Regions from separate parts of the Homo sapiens genome. Here region 2 is linked to region 1. Evidence: read pairs that join two places in POLR2A ChIA-PET (ENCODE). Cell type or tissue: PC-9. All regions are shown on one strand. Each heading gives the region's core, and the rest is flanking DNA. Links, peaks and the distances in the headings are about the cores only.

Region 1 (4,160 bases), core at 1-2,500:
CAGGAAGCCCCAGCCCCAAGGACAGAGGGGCCTTGAGGTGGGGTGGCTATGGCTCCAGGCGGAGGAGCAGTCTCAGGGCACCCACCAGCCCGCCCACCTTCGTTGCGATTGGCCAACAGGATGCGAGGCATGAGTCTCTCCTGGCAGTAGGTGCGGAAGGTGTCCCTGATGAGGATCTCATCTGTGGTCAGCTGCTCCTCCAGCACCAGCGGGTCCTGCCAGTCAAACTCGGGACGCGAGGCTGGGAAGGGGAATTCGCCTCGGTCCAGTCCGCAAGATCACTGTGCCCTCCCTTCTCGGACCCTCATCAGCCCTACCCCCCAACACCCATGTCGCCCCCCGGCTAGTGCGAGCTGCAAGCGAGACTGATCAGGTGACTTTTCTCCGGCCCCGCAGGCACAGCGCACTCACTGCCTTAGTGCCTCTGACCCTGGCCACGACCCTGCCACCCCGCTCGGGCAGCTCTCGGATTCTGGGACAGAGTCCACCTGCGGCAGACAGACAGCTGAACAGGGGCAGCAGACACACGGTGCGACCAGAGGTCCTTACACTTAGCCAGTTGGCTCTGTGTTCTCCCGCCTTTCTCTGCAAGCACAGAACGGGAAAGTCACCCCGGAAAGTCCCTAAACCCCCAGTTCCTCCCTCCTTCCCTCCACACTCCCGACCCCACACTGACCGGTCTGCGCCGCCGACGAGACCCACGTGCGAAGGACGTGCAGGCCGGGTCCGCGGCTCAGCAGCCGCACGGAGACGCCTCTCAGGGCCATGCTCTCTCAGAGCGAGCGGAGCAACGACGGCGACCTACAGGAGCGGGGGTGTCAGAGCGGAGCTCCTCTCACCCACGGCTGGGGCTACCGCACCTTCCTTACCTGGTAGTACCTCCCGGTTCACTGCCGAGGCTACAGTGCAACTGACGCAGGCCTTTGACCTCAGCAAGAAGTGGGAGGAGCGGAGGCCGAGTGAGGCTTTTCATTGGTTCCTCCTAGAATCCGGCCCCCTCCGCAGCTCTGCCTTTTAAAAGGGCTAAGGTAGCCTTGCCTGTGGAAATCGGGGGGCCCAGACAGAGATAGGCTAGCCCCTTTAAGAAGCGGACGGGGTAGGGGCGGAAGACGAGTGCGGGAAACCGATTGGCCAGCTGGGTTTCTCCTCTTATTGGCCGTAGGAAAGGGCTCGGCCCACTCCTGGTTGGTCAGTTGCAGGGGGTGTGTGCGGAGGGAGTCAAGAATTAAACAAAGAAATTCTGGCGCGAGCACTAGGCGTCCTCCTGAACCCAGGAGGCCAGACTCGAGTTCTCTAATTGGGTGCTGGTTGTGGGGAAGACGAGCTCCAAGTGGGCGATCTTAGCAAACCTTTCTGCCAGTCTGTCCCAGGAAGCACATGTAGATACTTGTGACTCTGTGTGTGTGTGTGTGTGTGTGTGTGTGTGTCTGTGTCTGTGTATGTGTGTGTGTGTGTGAACTTGTGTGATTCTGTGAGTCTATGTGGTTGTTTTGTTTTGTTTTTGTTTTTTCTTTTTAGACAGGGTCTCGTTCTGTCGCTCAGGCTGGAGTGCAGTGGCGCGATCATAGCTCACTGCAGCTTCCACCTCCTGGGCGATCCTCCCACCTCAGCCTCCAAGTAGCTGGGACCACTGAAGCATGCCATCATGCCTGGCTAATTTTTTTTTTTTTTTTTTTTTTTTGAGACGGATTCTCACTCTGTTGCCCAGGCTGGAGTGCAGTAGCGCAATCTTGGCTCACTGCAACCTCTGCCTACTGGATTCAAGCAATTCTCCTGCCTCAGCCTCCTGAGTAGCTGGGATTACAGGTGTGAGCCACCATGCCTGGCCTTTTTTCTTATATTTAATAGAGACGGGTTTCACCATGTTGGCCAGGCTGGCCTCAAACTCCTGACCTCAAGTGATCCACCCACCTCGGCCTCCCAAAGTGCTGGGATTACAGGCGTGAGCCACCGCGCCCCGCCTGTTTTGTCTTTTTGTGTAGTGCATTTGTGGTGCACCCATTCTGATTGTGTATCTGTTGAGAAATGTGTGTGTCTTGATTCTCAGGACCTGTGATGCCATGTCCTTGCGTTTGTCTGTGTTTAACTGGGTGCATCCCCTACGGTTGGGCACTGGTAGCTATGCAACTGTGACTAAATAATTACTTTACATATTGTAAAAGTGACCGGTGGTGTGACTGTATAAAGTGTAGGTTTTGACTGGCTGGGGCGGCTCATGCCTGTCATCCCAGCACTTTGGGAGGCCAAGGAGGGTGGGTCACCTGAGGTCAGGACCAGCCTGGCCAACATGGGGAAACCCCATCTCTACTAAAAATACAAAAATTAGCCAGGCCTGCTTGTGGGTGCCTGTAATCCCAGCAACTCGGGAGGCTGAGGCAGGAGAATCACTTGAACCCAGGAGGCAGAGGTTGCAGTGAGCTGAGATCATGCCATTGCACTCCAGCCTGGGCAACAAGAGTGAAACTCTGTCTCAAAAAAAAAAAAAAAAAAAAAATTAGCGTGGCGTGGTAGCAGGCACCTGTAATCCCAGCTACTTGGGAGGCTGAGGCAGAGGAATCACTTGAGCCTAGGAGGTGGAGGTTGCAGTGAGCCAAAATCATGCCACTGCACTCCAGCCTGGGTGACAGAGAGAGACACTATCTAAAAAAAAAAAGTTCTGTGACAATGTATCTGACTCCCCATGTGTGTCTGCTCAATTACGGCTAAATTGTGTCAGTAGGATTGTATAACTGTGTGCCTGCCTGTGGATTATGAATTCTGTGTTTTAGAGATTGTTTGGCTATGACATTGTGTAACCAATATAGCATAGGGTTGTGTTTTAGTGCCTGGGAATTGTATGTCTGTGCATAGTCCATATACATAGACAGACACACAATTATATGTGCACGGATTATATGATCAGTGTGACTGAGGGAACAGGAACTCATGTCATTATGTAATTGCATGGTCCTGTGAGTAACTGTGTTTTTGTTTTTGTTTTTAGAGATGGGATCTCGCTATGTTGCCCAAGCTGGTCTTGAACTCCTGGGCTCGAGCATTCCTCCTACCTTGGCCTCCCAAAGTGCTGGGACTGCAGGCATGAGCCACTACTCACTGCTCCAAGCCTGTTTTGTTTTTGTTTTTTAGAGACAGAATCTCACTCTGTAGCCCAGGCTGGAGTGCAGTGGCATGATCTTGGCTCACTGCAACCTCTGCCTCCCAGGCTCAAGTGATTCTTGTGCCTCAGCCTCCCGGGTACCTGGGATTAGAGGTGTATGCCACCATCCCCGGCCTATTTTTATATTTTTAGTAGACAGGGTTTCACTGTGTTGGCCAGGTTTGTCTCGAACTCCTGGCCTCAGGTGATCTGCCTGCCTCGGCCTCCCAAAGTGCTGGGATTACTAGCGTGAGCTACTGCGCCTGGCCCCATGCCTCCAAGTTTCAACCAGTTCTCCAGCTCAGCCTCCCAAATAGCTGGGATTACAAGCATGTGCCACAATGCCCAGCTAATTTTTGTATTTTTAGCAGAGAGAGGGCTTCATCCTGTTGGCCAGTCTGGTCTCGAACTCCTGACCTCAAGTGATCTCCCCACCTTGGCTTCCCAAAGTGCTGGGGTTACAGGTGTGAACCACCGCACCTGGCCTTGTTTTTGTTTGTGTCACCCAGGTTGATCTGCCAGGAATAAAGATGGCCACCCAACTTTTTTTTTTTTCCAGCGACAGAGTCTTGCTTTCTGTGCCCCAGGCTGGACTGCAGTGGTGTGATTATAGTTCAGTGCAGTCCCGACCTCCTGGGCTCAGGCAATCCTCCCACCTCAGCCTCCTGAGTAGCTGGGACTATGGGCATGCACCACCACTCACAGCTTTTTGTTGGAGAGATAGGTTTTATGTTGCCCAGGCTGGTCTTGAAATCCTGGTGTCAAGTGATCCTCCTGCCTCAGTCTTCCAATGAGTGACTATGAGTTATGTGTCTGTAATACGTATCCATGTCCCCTTCCCAGGCTCCCAGGGCACCAGAGTGGAGGTTCCTGTTGTAGAAACTCAGATCCTCTCCTCATGTTGGGCAGAATCAAGGAGCAGCCAGGCCCAGAGCCAGGGCACTGGTCTCCTGCAGGTCAGGTACTGCCTGTGGCTTGATCCAACGGTCCTATCCCACCCAGGAGGAGAGAGGGTCACTTTTCC
Region 2 (5,825 bases), core at 129-2,628, 260 kb before region 1:
ACCTCCAGGAAATGAAGGACCATATGGTCAGCCCAACAGCCGTAGCATTTTTGGAGAGGAATAACAGAGAGGTAAGCCTTCCTGACCCACCCTGCCCACCTGAGCCCCTGGGGGTAACCAAGCCAGATCCCTCTGTGCGTGTTCACCTGTCCCTTTTGCGACAGTGCCCGTCCTCTCTGTGGGCAGTTATCTTCTTGCTGTCTACCTGCCTGCACTTTCTCGGTGTGTGCACCTGAACCTCTCTATGTGTATATGTCCGTGGGTTCCTCTCTACTGTGTCCTCTGGGTCTATACTGGTTTCCTGTTGCAGGAGAGGGCTGGGGGCCTGTGTACCTATCTCCTTTCTGCTTCCATGCCATTTGTCCTGTGTGCACCTGTTTCCAGGACGCATGCCTGCCTTTTACTCTTTTTTTTTTCTTTGAGACAGAGTCTTGTTCTGTTGCCCAGGCTGGAGTGCAGTGGCTTGATCTCAGCTCACTGCAACCTCTGCCTCCTGGGTTCAAGCGATTCTCCTGCCTCAGCCTCCCAAGTAGCTGGGATTACAGGTGCTCGTCACCATGCCAGGGTAACTTCTGTATTTTTTTTTTTTTTTTTTTGAGATGGAGTTTCACTCTTGTTGCCCAGGCTGGAGTGCAATGGTGCAATCTCGGCTCACCGCAATCTCCGCCTCCTGGGTTCAAACAATTCTCCTGCCTCAGCCTCCCGAGTAGCTGGGATTATAGGCATACGCCACCATGCCTGGCTAATTTTGTATTTTTAGTAGAGACGGGGTTTCTCCATGTTGGTCAGGCTGATCTTGAACTCCCAACCTCAGGTGATCCACCTGCCTCAGCCTCCCAAAGTGCTGGAATTACAGGCATGAGCCACTGCGCCTGGCCTAATTTTTGTATTTTTAATAGGGTTTTGTCATGTTGGTCAGTCTGGTCTCAAACCCCTCACATCAACTGATCTGCCTGCCTCAGCCTTCCAAAGTGCTGGGATTACAGGCGTGAGCCATCGCACATAACTTCCTTTTTTTTTTTTTTTTTTTTTTTTTTGAGATGCAGTCTCACTCTGTTGCCAGGCTGGAGTGCAGTGGCGCAGTCTCGGCTCACTGCAACCTCCGCCTCCTGGGCTCAACGATTCTCCAGCCTCAGCCTCCTGAGTAGCTGTAATACAGGCACATGCCACCACACCCGGCTAATTTTTTTTTTTTTTTTTTTTTTTGAGACGGAGTGTTGCTCTGTCGCCCAGGCTGGAGTGCAGTGACGTGATCTCGGCTCACTGCAGCCTCCGCCTCCCGGGTTCAAGCAATTCTGTCTCAGCCTCCCGAGTAGCTGGGATTACAGGCACCCACCACCATGCGTGGCTAAATTTTGTATTTCTAGTAGAGACGGGGCTTCAACATCTTGGCCAGGCTGGTCTTGAACTCTTGACCTCGTGATCCACCTGCCTCGGCCTCCCAAAGTGCTGGGATTACAGGTGTGAGCCACCACGCCCGGCCAATTTTTGTATTTTTAGTAGAGACGGAGTTTCATCATGTTGGCCAGGATGGTCTTGATCTCCTGACCTTGTGATCCACTAGCTTCAGCCTCCCAAAATGCTGAGATTACAGGCGTGAGCCACCGCGCCCGGCCAGCTTCCTTTTTTTTTTTTGAGATGGAGTCTTGGCATGTTGCCCAGGCTGGGGTGCAGTGGTGCAATCTTGACTCACTGAAACCTCCACCTTCCGGGTTCAAGCAATTCTCCTGCCTCAGCCTCCTGGGTAGCTGGGACAACAGGAGTGTGCCACCATGCCCAGCTAATTTTTGTGTTTTTAGTAGAGACAGGGTTTCCCCATGTTGGCCAGGCTGGTCTCAAACTCCCTACCTCAGGTGATCCGCCCCCGCCTTTTCATCTGTGCATGCACCTAACCTATTTGGGTGCGTGCACTTGGCCTCTGAGTGTATCTGCATTTTCCCCCCTCATATCCTAATATCTGCTAGTTTCCTCTGTAATGTGCCTGCCGTGTGTGTGTGTGTGTGTGTGTGTGTGTGTGTGTTTCTGTGTTTCTCCCAACCACCTCTGTCAGTCCACTTTTTCTCTTGGTGTTCTCTGTTGATATTTTTCATATGTTGAGAACCACCAGCCTTTCTCTCTCCCTCATAAGCGTACGTGGGGTCGGGGAGGGTGGGGGACTGAGGCTCCTCCCAGTTTGTCATCCCATAGCAGTGCCCACGTGCCTTCCAGATGTGCTGCCTTGGGGGAATTCAAGTCCAAACTCTAAAATACATCTGTTGGAGCCGGGCACGGTGGCTCACACCTAAAATCTCAGCACTTTGGGAGGCCCAGGCAAGTGGATCACCTGAGGTCAGGCGTTCGAGACCAGCCTGGCCAACATGATGAAACCCTGTCTCTACAAAAAATACAAAAATTAGCCAGGCGTGGTGGTGATCACCTGTAATCTCAGATACTTGGGAAGCTGAGGCAGGAGAATTGCTTGAACCCGGGAGGTGGAGGTTGCAGTGAGGCGAGATCACACCACTGCACTCCAGCCTAGGTGACAGAGCAAGACTCTGTCTCAGACAAACAAACAAACATCTGTTGGGCCAGGCATGGTAGCTCACGCCTGTAATCCCAGCACTTTGGGAGGCTGAGGCAGGTGGATCACTTGAGGTCAGGAGTTCGAGACCAGCCTGGCCAACATGGGGAAACCCTATCACTAGTAAAAATACAAAAATTAGCTGGATGTGGTGGCAGGTGCCTGTAATCCCAGCTAAAATCCCCCCAAAAATAAACAAATAGTAAAATGTGACATTTACTAGCATTACTATGTGTTGGGCACTGCTGTAAGTGTCCCCCATCAATTAATTCTTTAAATCCTCATTTCAACCCAGGAAACACGGATTCTAGCTCTTCCCATTTTATTTTATTTTTTTTTTTTTTGAGGCAAGGTCACTCTGACACCCAGGCTGGAAATGCAGTGGTGCGATCTCAGCTCACTGCAACCACCGCCCCCCAGGTTCAAGCGATTCTGCTGCCTTAGCCTCACAAGTAGCTGGGATTACAGGCATGCACTGCCACACCCGGTAATTTTTTTTTTTTTTTTTTTTTTTGAGAGAAGGTCTTAACCTGTCACCCAGGCTGGAGTGCAGTGGTGTGATCTCGGCTCACTGCAACCTCAGCCTCCCAGGTTCAAGTGATTCTGACCTGCCTCAGCCTCCCTAGTAGCTGGGATTACAGGCACCCGCCACCAAGCCTGGCTAATTTTTGTATTTTTAGTAGAGACGGGATTTCACCATGTTGGCCAGGCTGCTCTCAAACTCTTGACCTCGTGATCCATCTACCTCGGCCTCCCAAAGTGCTGGGATTACAGGTGTGAGCCACTGTGCCCGGCCCAATTTTTGTATTTTTAGTAGAGATGGGGTTTCACCATGTTGGCCAGGCTGGTCTCGAGCTCCTGACCTCAAGTTATCTGCCCACCTCCACCTCCCAGAGTGCTGGGATTACAAGCATGAGCTACCATGCCCCATCCTGCTCTCTGCATTTTACAGATGAGGAAACTGAGGCACAAGGAAGCCAAATGATGGGGTCTCTGGGTCACCTTGCTAGTAAGTGGTGAGTGGGGAATGCAGGCTGTCCTGCCCCAGAGTCTGCCCCCCTGACTTACCACCGTGGGGATTTGCCCCACAGGCCCCGCTGTGAGTTGGGGTCTCTCCCTGAGCCTATGTTGTGTGCCCCTGCAGATACTCGCAGGCAAGCCAGCTGCCCAGAAGTCACCCAGCGACCTGCTGGATGCCAGCGCAGTCTCGGCCACATCTCGCTACATCGAGGAGCAGCAGGCCACACAGCAGGTTTTGGGGCCAGCGGGGTGGATCTTGGGAGGGGAGAGCCTTGCAGACTGATCTGAGGTCTGGGGTCCCTTTTTGTTGTTGTTGTTGTTGATATGGAGTTTCGCTTTGTCGCCCAGGCTGGAGTGCAGTGGCGCGATCTCAGCTCACTGCAACCTCCGCCTCCCAGGTTCCAGTGATTCTCCTGCCTCAGCCTCCCTAGTAGCTGGGATTACAGGCGCCCACCACAATGCCTGGCCAATTTTTATATTTTTAGTAGAGATGGGGTTTCACCATGTTGGCCAGGCTGGTCTCGAACTCCTGGCCTCAAGTGATCCGCCTGTCTCGGCCTCCCAGAGTGCTGGGATTACAGTCATAAGCCATAGCGCCTGGCCTTCTGGGGTCGTTTTCAACAGCATCTCCCACCCCTTCGCTCTGCAGCTGATCATGGATGAACAGGATCAACAGCTGGAGATGGTGTCTGGGAGCATCCAGGTTCTGAAGCACATGTCCGGCCGCGTTGGAGAAGAGCTGGACGAGCAGGGCATGTGAGGCCAGGACCCTGGGGGTGGGCCAGGGGCTCTCGGCCACCCTGGTGTGTCTGGGCCATCTGGGGCTGATGCCATCCTGTTCTTGGCAGCATGCTGGATGCCTTCGCCCAAGAGATGGACCACACCCAGTCCCGCATGGACGGGGTCCTCAGGAAGTTGGCCAAAGTATCCCACATGACGAGTGGTGAGTCCCCTCAGGGGAGGGGTCAGTCCTGGTGGGGGCAGGTTGTAGGTGGTACCCTCTCCCCGTGACCCCTGACCTTCTCGTTCCCAGACCGCCGACAGTGGTGTGCCATCGCCGTGCTAGTGGGGGTGCTTCTCCTCGTTCTCATCTTACTATTCTCTCTCTGACCCCAGCCCTCCCTGGCAGGCTGGTCCCTTAAGCCTGGGGAGCCACCAAGCACTTTGGAGCTGGCCTCGCCCCCTAGGAGGAGAGGGTCCCTCCTGGGTAGCTGGAGAGTAGAGGGTCCCGCCTGGGGAGCTGTCCCCATGGCTCTCCCCTAGAGCCAGTGGGACCCTTCAGGACCCTGGGCTGGAACCACCACCACTGGTCCTGTCTCAAGTGCACTTAGGGGGTGGTGGAGGCAGGGACACCTGAGACACACCTGTCTCCATTTCCAGTTCCAGGACCCCAAAGCCATTTGCCCCTGTGCCTTATACACGTGCCAACCTGGAAATAAAATGTCAGCCTTTTTTATACGTATTTGTGTCGTGTGGTGTGTGTTGACTGCAAATGCGTGACCGAGCCCTGATTGGGACTCCCATTCTAAGCCACTGCTTGCACAAGTGCTCCAGTGTGTGTGTGCACATGTGCGTGTTCCGGATTTCTTTTTTTTTTTTTGAGACAGAGTTTCACTCTTGTCACCCAGGCTGGAGTACAGTGGTGCAATCTCTGCTCACTGCAACCTCCACCTCCTGGTTTCCAGCAATTCTGCCTCAGCCTCCCAAGTAGCTTGGATTACAGGTGTGTGTCACCACACCCAGCTAATTTTTGTATTTTTAGTACAGATGGGATTCCTCATGTTGGCCAGGTTGGTCTCAAACTCCTGACCTCAAGTGATTTGCCTGCCTCAGCCTCCCAAAGTGCTGGGATTACAGGCAGGAGCCACCGCACCCATGCGAGTCTTTTTTTTAATGGTTTAGGTTCTCTTGATCTTTTTATTTTTATTTATATTTTTTTGAGACAGAGTCTCGCTCTGTCGCCCAGGCTGGAGTGCAATGGCGTGATCTCGGCTCACTGCAACCTCTGCTTCCTGGGTTGAAGCGGTTCTCATGCCTCAGCCTCCTGAATAGCTGTGATTACAGGAATGCTCCACCACACCCAACTAATTTTTTATTTGTAGTAGAGATGTGGTTTTGCCATGTTGGCCGGGCTGGTCTTGAATTTGAACTCCTGACCTCAAATGATCCGCCTATTTCAGCCTCCCAAAGTGCTGGGATTACAGGCATGAGTCACTGTGCCTGGCCTATTTTGGGTTTGTTTGTT

The links. ChIA-PET counts read pairs that join two places held together with the same protein. Peaks named below come from ENCODE experiments on the same cell type or tissue, not always from the same donor. Only the 100,000 strongest peaks of a DNase experiment are listed, where the experiment ranks them.
Region 2: POLR2A ChIA-PET joins it to region 1 with 11 read pairs; 8 of 35 experiments call an interaction of 5 or more read pairs at or near these places.

Annotation. Positions count from the first base shown.
Region 1 is chr19:12,887,912-12,892,071 of GRCh38, reverse strand. It overlaps GCDH (glutaryl-CoA dehydrogenase), which reads right to left and starts at 912. Exons shown (of 12, transcript NM_000159.4): 1 at 870-912; 2 at 677-801; 3 at 550-585; 4 at 98-241. The coding sequence starts at 767. RefSeq lists enhancers at 130-767, 768-1,405, 1,510-1,579, a silencer at 1,104-1,362, cis regulatory regions at 694-1,381, 2,681-3,181, 4,141-4,160 and a promoter at 3,919-4,160. In PC-9, for the core only: no CTCF peak of the experiment used is centred there; a DNase peak (open chromatin) is centred at 1,061; H3K4me3 peaks cover 1,760 bases.
Region 2 is chr19:13,143,275-13,149,099 of GRCh38, reverse strand. It overlaps STX10 (syntaxin 10), which reads left to right. Exons shown (of 8, transcript NM_003765.3): 4 at 9-71; 5 at 3,705-3,812; 6 at 4,230-4,336; 7 at 4,429-4,523; 8 at 4,614-5,042. The coding sequence ends at 4,690. Among named protein-coding and RNA genes, the nearest start is that of STX10, 4.2 kb to the left of the region's middle. In PC-9, for the core only: no CTCF peak of the experiment used is centred there; a DNase peak (open chromatin) is centred at 1,659; H3K4me3 peaks cover 323 bases.